Regions from separate parts of the Homo sapiens genome. Here regions 1 and 2 are each linked to region 3. A link is an interaction called in ENCODE POLR2A ChIA-PET data of the cell type or tissue named here. Cell type or tissue: PC-9. All regions are shown on one strand. Region 1 has its middle 10 kb from the start of FGF21. Region 2 holds the start of CGB3 (chorionic gonadotropin subunit beta 3). Region 3 overlaps SNRNP70 (small nuclear ribonucleoprotein U1 subunit 70).

Region 1 (5,000 bases), 330 kb after region 3:
AGCCTCCCGAGTAGCTGGGATTACAGGTGCCCACCACCATGCCCAGATAGTTTTTTTGTTTTGTTTTGAGATGGAGTCTTGCTCTGTTGCCCAGGTTGGAGTGCAGTGGCGTGATCTCAGCTCACTGCAGCCTCTGCCTCCTGGGTTCAAGAGATTCCTGTGCCTCAGCACTTTGGGAGGCCGAGGCAGGCGGATCATGAAGTCAGGAGAACGAGACCATCCTGGCTAACATGATGAAACCCCGTCTCTACTAAAAATACAAAAACAAAATTAGCTGGGCGTGGTGGTGGGTGACTGTAGTCCCAGCTACCCGGGAGGCTGAGGCAGAAGAATGGCGTGAACGCGGGAAGTGGAGCTTGCAGTGAGCCGAGATCGCTCCACTGCACTCCAGCCTGGGCGACAGAGCGAGACTCCATCTCAAAAAAAATAAAAAATAAAAAATAAATAAGAGATTCCTGTGCCTCAACCTCCCAAGTAACTGGGACCGCAGGTGTGCACCACCACGCCCAGCTAATGTTTGTAATTTTAGTAGAGACAGGGTTTCACCTTGTTGGGCAGACTGGTCTGGAACTCCTGACCTCAGGGGATTCGCTCACCTTGGCCTCCCAAAGTGCTGGGATTACAGGCGTGAGCCACTGTGACCGGCAAAACTTTTAAGATTTTTAAGGCTCAGAAAGCTATCCTGGCCCACCCTAATGTCAACTGTGCAACTTCCTCCTAAGGGTACGGCTCACTTAAATGAGAGAAAAAGAAGAGGAGTGTGAGGCCAGGTGCGGTGGCTTACGCCTGTAATCCCAGCACTGTGGGAGGCCAAGGCAGGCGTATCACCTGAGGTCAGGAGTTCGAGACCAGCCTGACCAACATGGAGAAACCCTGTCTCTACTAAAAATACAAAATTAGCCAGATGTGGTGGCACATGCCTGTAATCCCAGCTACTTGGGAGGCTGAGGCAGGAGAATTGCTTGAACCCGAGAGGCAGAGGTTGCAGTGAGCCGAAATCATGCCATTGCACTCCAGCCTGGGCAACAAGAGAGAAACTGTCTTAAAAAAAAAAAAAAAAAGAAGAAGAAGAGGAGTGTGACTAACTCCGTGTAGAGGTGTGCATTGGGGAAATAGCGTCCTGGAAGCTTCATGTCTACCTGGTACCGCTGAATGTGTCCTTACTTGGAAATACGGCCTTTGTAGATGAAATCAAGTTCAGGTGAGGTTATACCGGGTTGGGGTGTGCGCTAAGTCCTATATGATTGGTGTCCTTATAGGAAGAGGGAAATTAAGACAAAGAGCCAAGCGTGGTAGCTCACACCTATAACCCCAGCACTTTGAGAGGCCGAGGTGGGAGGATTGCTTGAGCCCAGGAGTTCAAGACCAGCCTGGCCAACATGACCCTGTCTGTACCAAAGTAAAAGTTAAAAGAACTAGCCAGGGCCAGGTGCAGTGGCTCACGCTTGTAATCCCAGCACTTTGGGAGGCCAAGGCAGGCAGTTCACTTGAGGTCAGGAGTTGGAGAGCAGCCTGGCCAACATGGCGAAACCCTGTCTCTACTAAAAATGCAAAAATTAGCTGGGCATGGTGGCGCAAACCTGAAGTCCCAGCTACTTGGGAGGCTGAAGCATGAGAATCTCTTGAACCCGGGAGGCAGAGGTTCCAGTGAGCCCACTGCACTCCAGCCCGGGCAACAGAGCGAGATTCTCTCTCAAAAAAAAGCAAAACAAAAACCCCCCAAAATTAACGAGGTGGGGGCACCTGTAATCCCAGCTACTTAGGAGGCTGAGGCAGGAGAATTGCTTGAACCTGGGAGGCAGAGGTTGCAGTGAGCCAAAATCATGCCACTGCACTCCAGCCTGGGCGACAGTGACCCTGTCCCCCTCCCCCACCCCCCCAAAAAAAGAAAAGAAAACAAGAACAGTAGTCAAATCTCTAGGGGCTCCAGTGAGTAGGTGAGGATAGGGTGCGGTGGAGAAGCTGAAAGATGCTAAATAGCCTGGCTCCCCAGGGATCTGGGAAGTGCTCACTCAGTAGAACCTCCCTCTTGGAAGGACGAAGCTCCACACGGGTGAAAACTAATAGAGAAACAAAACCCAAACTGATCTTGGCAGGCGCTCAGAGAGTAAAACAGAGGGAAGGTTCTGATAATGGTGGGGGCAAGAACCAAGGAGATAAGAGTTTGCTCCTGAACATTGGAGAGGTGGCTGTGCTGAGTGGTTATATATTGAATACAGTACTGTGGGGAAACAGCAAAGAGCCAACCTATTTATTTATTGTGTGTGTGTGTATATATATATATAGACAGAGAGAGAGACGGGCTCGCTCTGTCGCCCAGGCTGAAGTGCAGTGGCATGATCTTGGCTCACTGCAACCTCCGCCTCCTGGGTTCAAGCGATTCTCCTTCCTCAGCCTCCTGAGTAGCTGGGACCTCAGGTGCCCACCACCATGCCCAGAGAGTTTTCTTTTTCTTTTCTTTTTTTTTTTTAGACAGAGTCTTGCTCTGTCGCCCAGGTTGGAATGCAGTGGCACGATCTCAGCTGCCTACAGCCTCTGCCTCCTGGGTTCAAGAGATTCCTGTGCCTCAACCTCCCGAGTAGCTGGGACCTCAGGTGCACACCACTGCACCCAGCTAATTTTTTTAATTTTAGTAGAGGCAGGTTTCACCATGTGGGCCAGATTGGTCTTGAACTCCTAACCTCAGGGGATTCACCTGCCTCAGCCTCCCAAACTGCTGGGATTACAGGCGTGAGCCACCGTGCCTGGCCAAACTTAAAAGAAATTTTTTTTTAATTTTGTGAGATGGAGTTTACCTCTTGTTGCCCAGGCTGGAGTGCAGTGGCGCAATCTTGGCTCACCACAACCTCTGCCTCCCAGGTTCAAGCGATTCTACTGCCCCAGCCTCCCGAGTAGCTGGGATTATAGGCATGCACCACCACACCAAGCTACTTTTGTATTTTTAGTAGAGACGGGGTTTCTCCATGTTCGTCAGGCTGGTCTCAGCCAAACTTTAAGATTTTTAAGGCTCAGAAAGCTATCCTGGCCCACCCTAGTGCTAACTGTGCAACTTTCTCCTAAGGGTACAGCTCACTTAAATGTGAGGAAAAGAAGAGGAGTGTGAGGCTGGCCGTGGTGGTTCACACCTGTAATCCCAAAACTTTGAGAGGCCGAGGCGGGCGGATCTCCTGAGGTCGGGAGTTCGAGACCAGCCTGACCAACATGGTGAAACCCCATCTCTACTAAAAATACAAAATTAGCCAGGCTTGGTGGTGCATGCCTGTAATCCCAGCCACTCCGGAGGCTGAGGCAGGAGAATCGCTTGAACCTGGGCAGCGGAGGTTGCGGTGAACCGAAATTGTGTCATTGCACCCCAGCCTGGGCAACAAGAGTGAAACTCTGTCTGCAAAGAAGAAGAAGAAGAAGAAGAGTGTGACCAAATTTATGTAGAGCTGTGCACTGAGGGAAAATAGTGTCCTGGAAGCTTCAGGTCTACCTGGAACCTCTGAATGTGATCTTCCTGGGAAATAGGGTCTTTGTAGATGGAATCAAGTTCAGGTGAGCTCATACTGGGTTGGGGTGTGTGCTAAATCCTATGTGACTGGCGTCCTTATAGGAAGAGGGAAATTAAGACAAAGAGTCAGGCGCAGTAGCTCACACCTATAATCCCAGCACTGTGGGAGGCCGAGGTGGGAGGATGGCTTGAGCCCAGGAGTTCAAGACCAGCCTGGCCAACATAGTGAGACCCTGTCTGTACAAAAGTAAAAGTTAAACTAGCCAGGGCCAAGCACAGTGGCTCACGCTTGTAATCCCAGCACTTTGGGAGGCTGAGGTGGACGGATCACCTGAGGCCAGGAGTTGAAGAACAACCTGGTCAATAAGCAAAACCCCGTCACTACTAAAAATACAAAAATTAGCCAGGTGTGGTGGTGCGCGCCTGTAGTCCCAGCTACCTGGGAGGCTGAGGCAGGAGAATTGCTTGATCCTGGGAGGCGGCGGTTGCAGTGAGCCGAAATCATGCCACTGCACTCCAGCCTGGGCGACAGAGTGAGACTCCATCTCAAAAAAAAAAAAGAAAAAAAAATCATAAGTGAAGGCTCTATTAGAAAGAGCATGAGAGGAAATAGACACAACAGAGGAAAAAAAAATTTTTTTTAGGTGGAGTCTTGCTCTGTAGCCTGCTTGTTCTGGGGTGCAGTGGAGCCGTAATACCTCATGCAGCCTTGACCTCCTGGGCTCAAGTGAGCCTCCCACCTGAGCCCCACGAGTAGCTGGGATTACACCTGGCTAATTTTTCTATTTTTTGTAGAGACGGGAATCTCGCTATGTTACCCAGGCTGGTCTCAAACTCCTGGTCTCGAACAATCCTCCCCACTCAGCCTCCCAAAGTGCTGGGATTACAGGTGTAAGCCACCATGCCTGGTCTAATTTTTTATTTTTTAGAGACAGATCTCACTGTGTCGTGCAGGCTGTAGTGCTGTGGCACAGCCACCATCAATCTTCCAGGCTCAGGTGATCCTCACACCTCAGGCTCCAGGGTAGTTGAATTTCTTTCTTTTTTTTTTTTAAATAGACGGAGTCTCGCTGTGTCGCCAGGCTGGAGTGCAGTGGCACGATCTCGGCTGACTGCAACCTTTGCCTCCTGGGTTCAAGCGATTCTCATGCCTCAGCCTCCCAAGTAGCTGGGATTACAGGCACACGCGACCACACCCAGCTAATTTTTGTATTTTTAGTAGAGACGGGGTTTCACCATGTTGACCAGGATGGTCTCCATCTCCTGACCTTGTGATCCGCCCACCCTGGCCTTACAAAGTGCTGGGATTACAGGCTTGAACCACCGTGCCTGGCCCGAAATTTTAATTTTTGTAGAGATGGTGTCTCGTTATGTTGCCCAGGCTGGTCTCAAATTCCTGGCCTTAAGTTATCCTCCTGCCTCAGCCTCCCAAAGTGCTGGGATTACAAGCGTGAGCCGCTGCACCTGGCCAACGTTTGCAAAGGATTTGGGATGCAGATTTCACTCA
Region 2 (5,000 bases), 72 kb after region 3:
CGAGATCGCGCCACTGCAGTCCAGCCTGGGCGACAAGTGAGACACCCCCTCAAAAAAAAATTGATTGGAACATCCTCCAGGGTGCAAGACCCTCGGTTCCTCAGAGTTCTACAGGAAGGATAGCAGAGTGCAGTTGCCCAGAGGTGAAGTCCCATCTCTGCCATTTGTTGGCTGTGTGACCAGGCACAAATCATTAATTTCTCTGAGCCTGTATTTTACCATCTGTTGCTATTGAGTAATAGTAGTTGAATATTTTCTACTTTTATTTTTATTTTATTTTTATTTTTATTTTTTTTGAGACGGAGTCTGGCCCTGTCACCTAGGCTGGAGTGCAGTGGCGCGCTCTCGGCTCACTACACCTCTGCTTCATGGGTCCAAGCGATTCTCCTGCCTCAGCCTCCTGAGTAGCTGGGAGTACAGGTGCGCACCACCATACCCAGCTAATTTTTGTGTTTTTTTTTTAGTAGAGACAGGGATTCACCATGTTGGCCAGGCTGGTCTCAAAGTCTTGACCTCAGGTGATGCACCCACCTCGGCCTCCCAAAGCGCTGGGATTGCAGGCGTGAACCACTGCACCCGGCCGAACATTTTTATCTTTATTTTATGATTATTATTATTATTTTTTTAAGATGGAGCTTTGTTTTTGTTGCCCAAGCTGAAGTGCAATGGCGCGATCTTGGCTCACTGCAACCTCTGCCTCCTGGGATCAAGTGATTCTCCTGCCTTAGCCTCCCAAGTAGCTGGGATTATAAGCATGCAGCACCACGCTGGAGGATATTTTGTATTTTTAGTAGAGGTGCGGTTTCTCTATGTTGGTCAGGCTGGTCTGGAACTCCTCACCTCAGCTGATCCACCCACTGCAGCCTCCGACAATGCTGGCATTACAAGTGTGAGCCACCATGCCCGGCCTTATTTTTATTTTTATTTTTTTTGTGAGACAGAGTCTCACTCTGTTGTCCAGGCGGAAGTGCAGTGGCACCATCTTGGCTCACTGCAATCTCGGCCTCCCGGGTTCAAGCGATTCTCCTGCCTCAGCCTCCTGAGTAGCTGAGACCACAGGCGTGCAGCACCAGGCCTGGCTAATTTTGGTATTATCAGTAGAGATGTTGTTTCACAGTGTTGGCCAGGCTGCTCTCGAACTCCTGACCTCAAGTCATCCACCCGCCTCAGCCTCCCAAAGTGCTGGGATTACAGGTGTGAGCCATAGTGCCTGACCTGTAGTTGTTGAATATTTATTATTAATCTACAAGTTGGGTGTGATGCAAGTCCTATATATGGAGTCCCCCAAACTTCTAGAGCAAGGGCTTCCCCATAATCCTGGCAGGCAGGCCTCCCCTGGGGTTTCCAACTTCTGACCCCACTGAAGTGTTTATCCTCTTCTCTAATCCCAGCCTCCTTTTCCCTGTCTCCATGTGCTCTGAGAGATGCTCTGAGAGATGCTCCCACTCCCCCAGGCTCCCTCCGCATCCCCCTCATTTTCCTCCTCCCCAGTGTGTCAATGGAGTCCTAACCCCATCCTCGACATTGTCGCCTTTTCCTCCTCCAGAGTGGGACCTTCTTTTCCCCCGAGTGGTCCTGTCTAGGGGTGCCGCTGCCGGGCCCCCTCTGGTCTTCCTGCTGGAGACTGGAGCCTTTCGGGAGTCAGCAGGCGCCCGGGCCAACCGCAGCCAGCGAGGGGTGAGCGATACTTCACCGGCGAGTCATCAGGGTGAGCTGGCCGTGTGCGATGCAGTCAGTGTCTGGGTGACAGACCCCTGGACTGCTGTGGACTTGGGTGTGCTCGAGGTGGAGGTGTTGGGCGAGGTGCCTGCAGCTGTCGGCAGTTCCCTCCGCCAGCACTTCTTTGTTGCCCACTTCGAGGCCGATAAATCTGAGGAAGGTGGCCCGGGGGTAGGTGGAGGGGGCTGCCGCCGGGGTGTGGACCGGGGGGCACTGGGTGTCTGAGTGCAAGGCCAAGCAGTCCTATGTGCGGGCATTGACCGCTGATGCCCAGGGCCGTGTGGACTGGCGATGGATTCAAACTGGCACAGCCTGTGTCTGCACACTCCTCAGCCGGACTGGCCGGGCCTGAGACTTATACCCAGGAACTGGTCAGGCAGAAAAAGAACAGAGCTGGATGCTGAGAGACCTCAGGGTTGGCCCAGCTGCTCTACGGACGGACCCCAGTTGGGGAACTCATCAAATCATCACAAAATCACAACTCTCTGAATTTGAGCTCAATCTCTGCAGGATGGGTGCCACCACATGTGGTTTTGAAGGTTGAATAGGAGCTCTCCCAGGGGAACTTGAGGGTAATCATGATGATGATGATGATGATGATAATAATAATAGCCACTATTTACTGAGTGTTTACTCTTTCGTAGCCCTAATACATAACTCCTCGGATCAACTCTCATGGATTTGATCATTGGTGACCTTTGGTGTTAAGTTGCTGACTGCTCAGTCACAGAGGACACCACCTTGCTCATCCTGGGGAGTGGGAGGGCACATTTCACGATGTGCATGGGGGAGGAGGGAAACTGGAACATGCAAGCAGATGGCCAGGGGACCTTGAGGACATGGTCTACAGAAGGCCTTTAAGTATCTGGGAGCTGGGGTTCAAATGAGAAATCTTACTTGGTGAGAGCAGGCAGGGGTTGGCTTAGAATATTCTGTTTTGAGATAAAGAGCTACCGATCACACGGGGAGTATAAGCAAGGTTCAATGAGAAGTGATCAGGATGCTGGAGAGTTCAGCCCTGGGCGGGGAGCTCAAGTCAGGTTTCTAGCCCTCTTCCCTGTGCCAACCTATACCCTACATTGGGAAAGAAACAGACCTTAAAATTGTCCAGCTTGATGGCATCGCGGGGAAGGGACTAAGTCCAGATAATGTCCTCCGAGGCTTCGGCCCCATGGGCAGGACACACCTCCTGCGGGCCTATTCAATAATCAGTTAAATCACCTGAAGCACACGCATTTCCGGGGACAGCTCCGGGCATCCTGGCTTGAGGGTAGGGTGGGCGGAGGTCCCTAAGGGAGAGGTGGGGCTCGGGCTGAATCCCTCGTTGGCGGCACCAGGGTCAAGTGGCTTCCCTGGCAGCACAGTCACGGGGAGGCCCTCTCTCATTGGGCAGAAACTAAGTCCGAAGCCGCGCCCCTCCTGGGAGGTTGGACTGTGGTGCAGGAAAGCCTCAAGTAGAGGAGGGTTGAGGCTTCAGTCCAGCACCTTTCTCGGGTCACGGCCTCCTCCTGGCTCCCAGGACCCCACCATAGGCAGAGGCAGGCCTTCCTACACCCTACTCCCTGTGCCTCCAGCCTCGACTAGTCCCTAGCACTCGACGACTGAGTCTCTGAGGTCACTTCACCGTGGTCTCCGCCTCACCCTTGGCGCTGGACCAGTGAGAGGAGAGGGCTGGGGCGCTCCGCTGAGCCACTCCTGCGCCCCCCTGGCCTTGTCTACCTCTTGCCCCCCGAGGGGTTAGTGTCGAGCTCACCCCAGCATCCTATCACCTCCTGGTGGCCTTGCCGCCCCCACAACCCCGAGGTATAAAGCCAGGTACACGAGGCAGGGGACGCACCAAGGATGGAGATGTTCCAGGTAAGACTGCAGGGCCCCTGGGCACCTTCCACCTCCTTCCAGGCAATCACTGGCATGAGAAGGGGTCAGACCAGTGTGAGCTGTGGAAGGAGGCCTCTTTCTGGAGGAGCGTGACCCCCAGTAAGCTTCAGGTGGGGCATTTCCTGAAGGTGCGGATCTGAAATGTTGGGGTATCTCAGGTCCTCTGGGCTGTGGGGTGGGCTCTGAAAGGCAGGTGTCCGGGTGGTGGGTCCTGAATAGGAGATGCCGGGAAGGGTCTCTGGGTCTTTGTGGGTGGTGTACCACGCGGGATGGGAAGGCCAGGACTCGGGGCTGCGGTCTCAGACCCGGGTGAAGCAGTGTCCTTGTCCCAGGGGCTGCTGCTGTTGCTGCTGCTGAGCATGGGCGGGACATGGGCATCCAAGGAGCCGCTTCGGCCACGGTGCCGCCCCATCAATGCCACCCTGGCTGTGGAGAAGGAGGGCTGCCCCGTGTGCATCACCGTCAACACCACCATCTGTGCCGGCTACTGCCCCACCATGGTGAGCTGCCCGGGGCCGGGGCAGGTGCTGCCACCTCAGGGCCAGACCCACAGAGGCAGCGGGGGAGGAAGGGTGGTCTGCCTCTCTGGTCAGGGGCTGCGGAATGGGGTGTGGGAGGGCAGGAACAGAGGGCTTCCTGGACCCCTGAGTCTGAGACCTGTGGGGGCAGCTGGGGAGCTCAGCTGAGGCGCTGGCCCCAGGCACATGCTCATTCCCCCACTCACACGGCTTCCAGACCCGCGTGCTGCAGGGGGTCCTGCCGGCCCTGCCTCAGGTGGTGTGCAACTACCGCGATGTGCGCTTCGAGTCCATCCGGCTCCCTGGCTGCCCGCGCGGCGTGAACCCCGTGGTCTCCTACGCCGTGGCTCTCAGCTGTCAATGTGCACTCTGCCGCCGCAGCACCACTGACTGCGGGGGTCCCAAGGACCACCCCTTGACCTGTGATGACCCCCGCTTCCAGGACTCCTCTTCCTCAAAGGCCCCTCCCCCCAGCCTTCCAAGCCCATCCCGACTCCCGGGGCCCTCGGACACCCCGATCCTCCCACAATAAAGGCTTCTCAATCCGCACTCTGGAGGTGTCTTTCTGTGGGCTCAGGGCAACCACACACACACAGGATGGGTCCAGCTTCCAAACCATTTTATACAGAGTCACAGTATGAGAACTCTGGTAGAAAACAGTGTGGGGTCGGGGGATGACATCGCAACTTTACTCTACATTGGGAAAGAAACAGACCTTAAAATTTTCCAGCTTGATGGCCAGGTGCGATGGCTGATGCCTGTAATCCCAGCACTTTGAGAGGCCAAGACAGGCGAATCACCTGAGGTTAGGAGTTCAAGACCAGCCTGGTTAACATGGTGAAACCCCGTCTCTACTAAAATTACATAAAGAAATTAGCTGGGCGT
Region 3 (5,000 bases):
ACATATATACACATGCACATACACACACACACACAGGCACGAGACACCACACTCGGCTAATCTTTTGTATTTTTGTAGAGACGGGGTTTCGCCATGTTGGCCAGGCTGGTCTTGCCTCCTGACCTCAGGTGATCTGCCTGCCTCGCCCTCCCAACATGTGGGATTACAGGCGTGAGCTACCACGCCCAGCCTACAATACTTTTTTTTTTTTTTAAGATGGAGTCCCACTCTGTTGCCCAGGCTGGAGTACAGTGGTGTGATCTCGGCTCACTGCAACCTCCGCCTCCTGGGTTCAAGCAATTCTCCTGCCTCAGCCTCCTCAGTAGCTGGGATTACGGGCGCCCGCTATCATGCCCAGCTAATTTTTGTATTTTTTTTTTTTTTGTACAGACCAGGTTTCACCATGTTGGTCAGACTGGTCTCGAACTCCTGACCTCAGGTTATCCGCCCACCTCGGCCTCCCAAAGTGCTGGGATTACAGGCGTGAGCCACCGTGCCTGGCCCAACAATACTTTTTTTTTCCTTTGTGTGGAGAACGGGGTCTTGCTATATTGCCCAGGCAGGTCTCGAACTCCTGGGTTTAAGCTATCCTCCCGCCTCTGCCTCCTTAAGAGCTGAGATTACAGGTGTGAGCCATTGCACCCGGCCTGACATGTATAAATATTTTTAAAAGACGTATCAGAAACAGAGCAGGGAGAAGAGACATGGCTAACATCAGTTTGTGTGTAGGATGGCCTCAAGCCCTCACTACTGCCCAGTGAAGGCATGCGTCTCCCATGTTAGATAAAGGAAATCAGACACAGAGCACTTCAGTGACTTAAAAGAAGATTGGTAAAACAAAGCCTTCCTCTAAAACGGGACTCAGCATAGGTATTCTGCCAAGACCCAGAGAGTAGATATTTCCAGCTTGGACGGCCGTATACTGTTGCAACAATCCAACCCTGCCTTACAACAGTAGCAGCCAAAGACAATGTGTAAACAAACAGACCTGCCTGGCTGAGCAGCAGGAAAACTTTAAGTCTGTAGTTTGCCAACCCCTGCTCTCAACCAACCACCAGCAGTCATTACTTCTCATTTTACTTCTGCTGCCCAAGGTCTGCTGCATGGAGATACAGTCAGGATGCATAAATCCAGGCCCTGAAATGGTGTGAGCCATGCTCAGGGCTGGGACCTCTCTCCCTCCCTCTCAGGATACAGCCCCTCCTCCATGCACCCCCAATTCAAACACCCTGACCCACTCCACTTACTCTTTTGATAGGTCCGTACACCTCAAACTCTCTCCGGAGCTTGGATTCTGTTGTGTCATAATTCTACAAGGAGATGGATATGACGTTAAATGGGAGAACAGAGCTGTCCCACAGCCCCTGGAACATTCCCCTGTACCTAGCCTATTTGACCTTTGTGCCAGACCCAGGCTCTCAGCAGCGTGGGGTTCCAGGAGCTAGGAGCTGGGGACTTACCACTCTCGCCACGAAGAGAGTCTTGAAGGCATCCCCCTGAGCATTGGGATCATTGTGAGGGTCCCCTGTGCAGGAAGAAAGGAATTTTATAAGTTGAAGGTGTCCATGGTCTCAGGTAGCAAAACAAATACGATGGGCAGAGGCCAAGAAGAAAACGGTGGCATTGGGAGAGGCCCCTAACTGGAGGAACATGGGTGGTGACCTGGCAACCTCAGGGACGCCCCTCTCTGAACCTGTTTCTCTGAGGCACAGTGGGCTTTATCAGAGTGGCTGAGAGATAATCCAGGCTGCTGAGGAGAGGAGGTAAGGCTGACTTCAAGCTGACAGGATGTGGGCAGGCCCAACTGCCATTTCAGACCTACATAAACCCTAAGGGCCCTATCGCTCCCAGATGCAAGGTGATCCAAACAGTAATAGCCCAACTGGGCCTCCCTGGAGATGCAGCTGATGCCCCCAGGTTCTGAGCTCCCTCCTGTAGGCAGGGCCACACTGCCACCTACTGGACACAGACTGCAACTACAGCCCACAGGAAAACCTGAGACCAAGCTGCCCCAAGGCTAAGAATGAGAGCCAGGAAAGCAAACACTAAGTAAGCTCTGCTTTCCTGTCTGTGCCCTGTGTCTCTAAAAAGGAACCCAGGAACTGACTAGCGTCAGATCAGATTCTCACTCCAGCCTCACTACTGTGAGGCAAACTGTTCTACCTGGCTACTAAGGAATAACAATCTCCAAAGAAAAGAGCCAGGAATCTCCTAAGAAACCAATTTCATAGGTGATCCTGCTGGGTCAGGCCTGGGAATAAGTCCTTTTCACCAAATATGGTGGCTCCAGCACATAATGACCCTGACTCCTGCCGGGGCCTTAAGGACACTCTGCCGGTTCTTCCATGGTATAGTGTTTCCCTCGGAAGCCCTGTCACATTCTGGGAGAGCATGAGAAAAGGAATAACATTAACCCATTTATGCCAGAGGTTGCAATTTTTTGAATTGCAGACACGTGTGAAAAATCAGACCCTGGTGATGACCCGAGCAGTAGGATATAAATAACTCCCACATGCTTAGCGTTCCAATAATGGAACATTAGACATATAATTTACTGAACACGTACTATGGCCCAGACACAGTGCTGGACACTGATATTTATTTATTACTATTTTGCAAATGGAAGTAAAACAGAACAAACTCGAGACACAGAAAAAGGGAGGTGTTAAAGTGGCGAAGGGCCAAGGCAGACTTCACCTCTCACCCCGGGCACTTGAACTACCAGGCTCCTTCCCCGAACCCTCGGGTGCTACCTTTTCAGGAAGACAGTGTGGGTGTTGCCAGAAGCTAGAGAAATAAAGTCTCAGATTTTTTTTTTTTTTAAACAGAGTCTTGCTCTGTTGCCCAGGCTTAAAGTGCAATGGCGCAATCTCGTCTCACTGCAACCTCTGCCTCCGAGGTTCAAGCAATTCTCCTGCCTCAGCTTCTCAAGCAGCTGGGATTACAGGCGTGCACCACCACATCCAGCTAATTTTTGTATTGTTAGTAGAGATGGGGTTTCGCCATGTTGGCCAGGCTGGTCTCGAACTCCTGACCTCAGGTGATCCGCCCTCCTCGGCCTCCCAAAGTGCTGGGATTACAGGCATGAACCACCGCGTCCCGCCAGATTTGTTTCTTATGAGAGAATTTAACTACAAGTATAAACTAAGGTCAAGATGACTTTAAGGAATGTACTTTTTTTGAGATGGAGTGTCACTCTTGTTGCCCAAGGTCAGTGCAATGGATGGCGAGATCTCGGCTTACTGCAACCTCCGCCTCCCGGGTTCAAGCGATTCTCCTGCCTCAGCCTCCCAAGTAGCTGGGATTACAAACACACACCACCACACCCAGCTAATCTTTTGTATTTTTAGTAGAGACGGGGTTTCACTATGTTGGCCAGGCTGGTTTCGAACTCCTGACCTCAGGTGATCTGCCTGCCTCGGCCTCCCAAAGTGCTGGCATTACAGGCGTGAGCCACCGCACCTGGCCTAAGAATATTTTAGAAAACAGAAGCCTAAGCCACAATTTAAGGGAATCGCTATCTGGGACAAATGGAAACGTCTGAAAACAACTCCATCTCAGCGTTCTCTCCACCCACTCCTCAAGTTCCTTGCCAGGCTGGGCACAGTGGCTCACACCTGTAATCCCAGCAATTTGGGAGGCTAAGGCGGACGGATCACCTGAGGTCAGGTGTTTGAGACCAGCCTGGCAAACATGGCGAAACCCCGTCTCTACTAAAAATACAAAATTACCAGGGCATGGTGGTGTGCGCCTATAGTCCCAGCTACTCGGGAGGCTGACGCAGGAGAATTGCTTGAATCTGGGAGGTGGAGATTGCAGTGAGCCGAGATCATACCACTGAACTCCAGCCTCGGCAATAAAGCGAAAAAAAAAACAAAAAACAAAAAACGTTCCTTGCCATACCTTATCCCTGAGCGTTGTAATTTTCTATGGCCAGGTCTCTCAATCTGCACTGGCTTTTTTTTTTTTTTTTTTTGCACCAGCTAACTCTCATTCATTCAATAGGTAATTCTTTTTATTCGCCGATGTTTGTGCTCTTGTAAGTAAGTAATTCTTAAGCATCTACTATGTGCCTGGAAATGCTATAGTTGTTGGGGATTTCGCAGTAAACAAGACAAAAAAAGGTGCTGGGCGCAGTGGCTCACAGCTGTAATGCCAGCACTTTGGGAGGCCAAGGCAGGCGGATCACTTGTGACCAAGAGTTCAAGAAGACCAGCCTGATCAACACAGCGAAACCTCATCCCTACTAAAAATACACAAAAAATTAGCTGGGTGTGGTCCAGCTACTCAGGAGACTAAGACAAGAGAATCGCTTGAACCAGGGAGGCGATGAAGGTTGCAGTAAACCGAGATCGTGCCACTACAGTCTATCCTGTGCAACAGAGTGAGACTGTCTCCAAAAAAAAAAAAAAAAAGGTGTCTACCCTCATGGGGTTCATATGCTAATGAAAGAGGTAAATAAGGAGATCCTATGATCACATCAGATGACGACAGAGAATAGAAACGGGTGACTTTACAAGGCAGGTTAGAAAAAGCCTCACAAGATGCTAACATTTAATGAAGAGCTGAAAGCTGTCACAGCAGCAAGGAAACACACCCGGCAACGCCAGACAGCAGGCATTCTAACAGTTACTGTGGAGCATGACAGTGGGACCAATGAATGCTGCAGGGCTGGGGAGTGGACGAAGGCCAAACAACAGCTGAGCTTCCTGAAGGGCAGCCAGAGGGAAACCACCCCAGCACACTGTGTGAGTTCCCTGGAGCACTTGCTTACCCGGGGTGGGGGGGCCACAAATGTGACTAAAGGTAAAAAGCAAATGCAGCAAAGCAATGGTACCCCCAAGTCCTGAAGATAGAGAACAAAAGCTCAAAGAAGGTAGCACAGACCCAATGCCGGGCAGCGCCCCACAGCCAGCGTATGCGTGCAGCGCCCTGACGGCAGCTCTCCCTCAGGACATCACTGGTTGAGGGCTCATCTAAGTAGCAGCCCAGAGCAGAGA

The links. ChIA-PET counts read pairs that join two places held together with the same protein. Peaks named below come from ENCODE experiments on the same cell type or tissue, not always from the same donor. Only the 100,000 strongest peaks of a DNase experiment are listed, where the experiment ranks them.
Region 1: POLR2A ChIA-PET joins it to region 3 with 6 read pairs; 2 of 35 experiments call an interaction of 5 or more read pairs at or near these places.
Region 2: POLR2A ChIA-PET joins it to region 3 with 5 read pairs; 2 of 35 experiments call an interaction of 5 or more read pairs at or near these places.

Annotation. Positions count from the first base shown.
Region 1 is chr19:48,763,120-48,768,119 of GRCh38, reverse strand. No RefSeq gene overlaps it. Among named protein-coding and RNA genes, the nearest start is that of FGF21, 10 kb to the right of the region's middle. In PC-9, no CTCF peak of the experiment used is centred here; no DNase peak of the experiment used is centred here.
Region 2 is chr19:49,022,533-49,027,532 of GRCh38, reverse strand. It overlaps CGB3 (chorionic gonadotropin subunit beta 3), which reads left to right and starts at 3,200. Exons shown (of 3, transcript NM_000737.5): 1 at 3,200-3,576; 2 at 3,930-4,097; 3 at 4,333-4,664. The coding sequence starts at 3,562. The coding sequence ends at 4,647. LOC124904738 (a long non-coding RNA gene) reads right to left here. Exons shown (of 2, transcript XR_007067288.1): 2 at 4,718-5,000. It also overlaps the pseudogene NTF6A. In PC-9, no CTCF peak of the experiment used is centred here; no DNase peak of the experiment used is centred here.
Region 3 is chr19:49,094,952-49,099,951 of GRCh38, reverse strand. It overlaps SNRNP70 (small nuclear ribonucleoprotein U1 subunit 70), which reads right to left. Exons shown (of 10, transcript NM_003089.6): 5 at 1,461-1,525; 6 at 1,248-1,310. Among named protein-coding and RNA genes, the nearest start is that of SNRNP70, 12 kb to the right of the region's middle. RefSeq lists an enhancer at 1-36. In PC-9, CTCF peaks have their summits at 1,755 and 1,959 (motif pointing left); a DNase peak (open chromatin) is centred at 1,981; H3K27ac peaks cover 428 bases.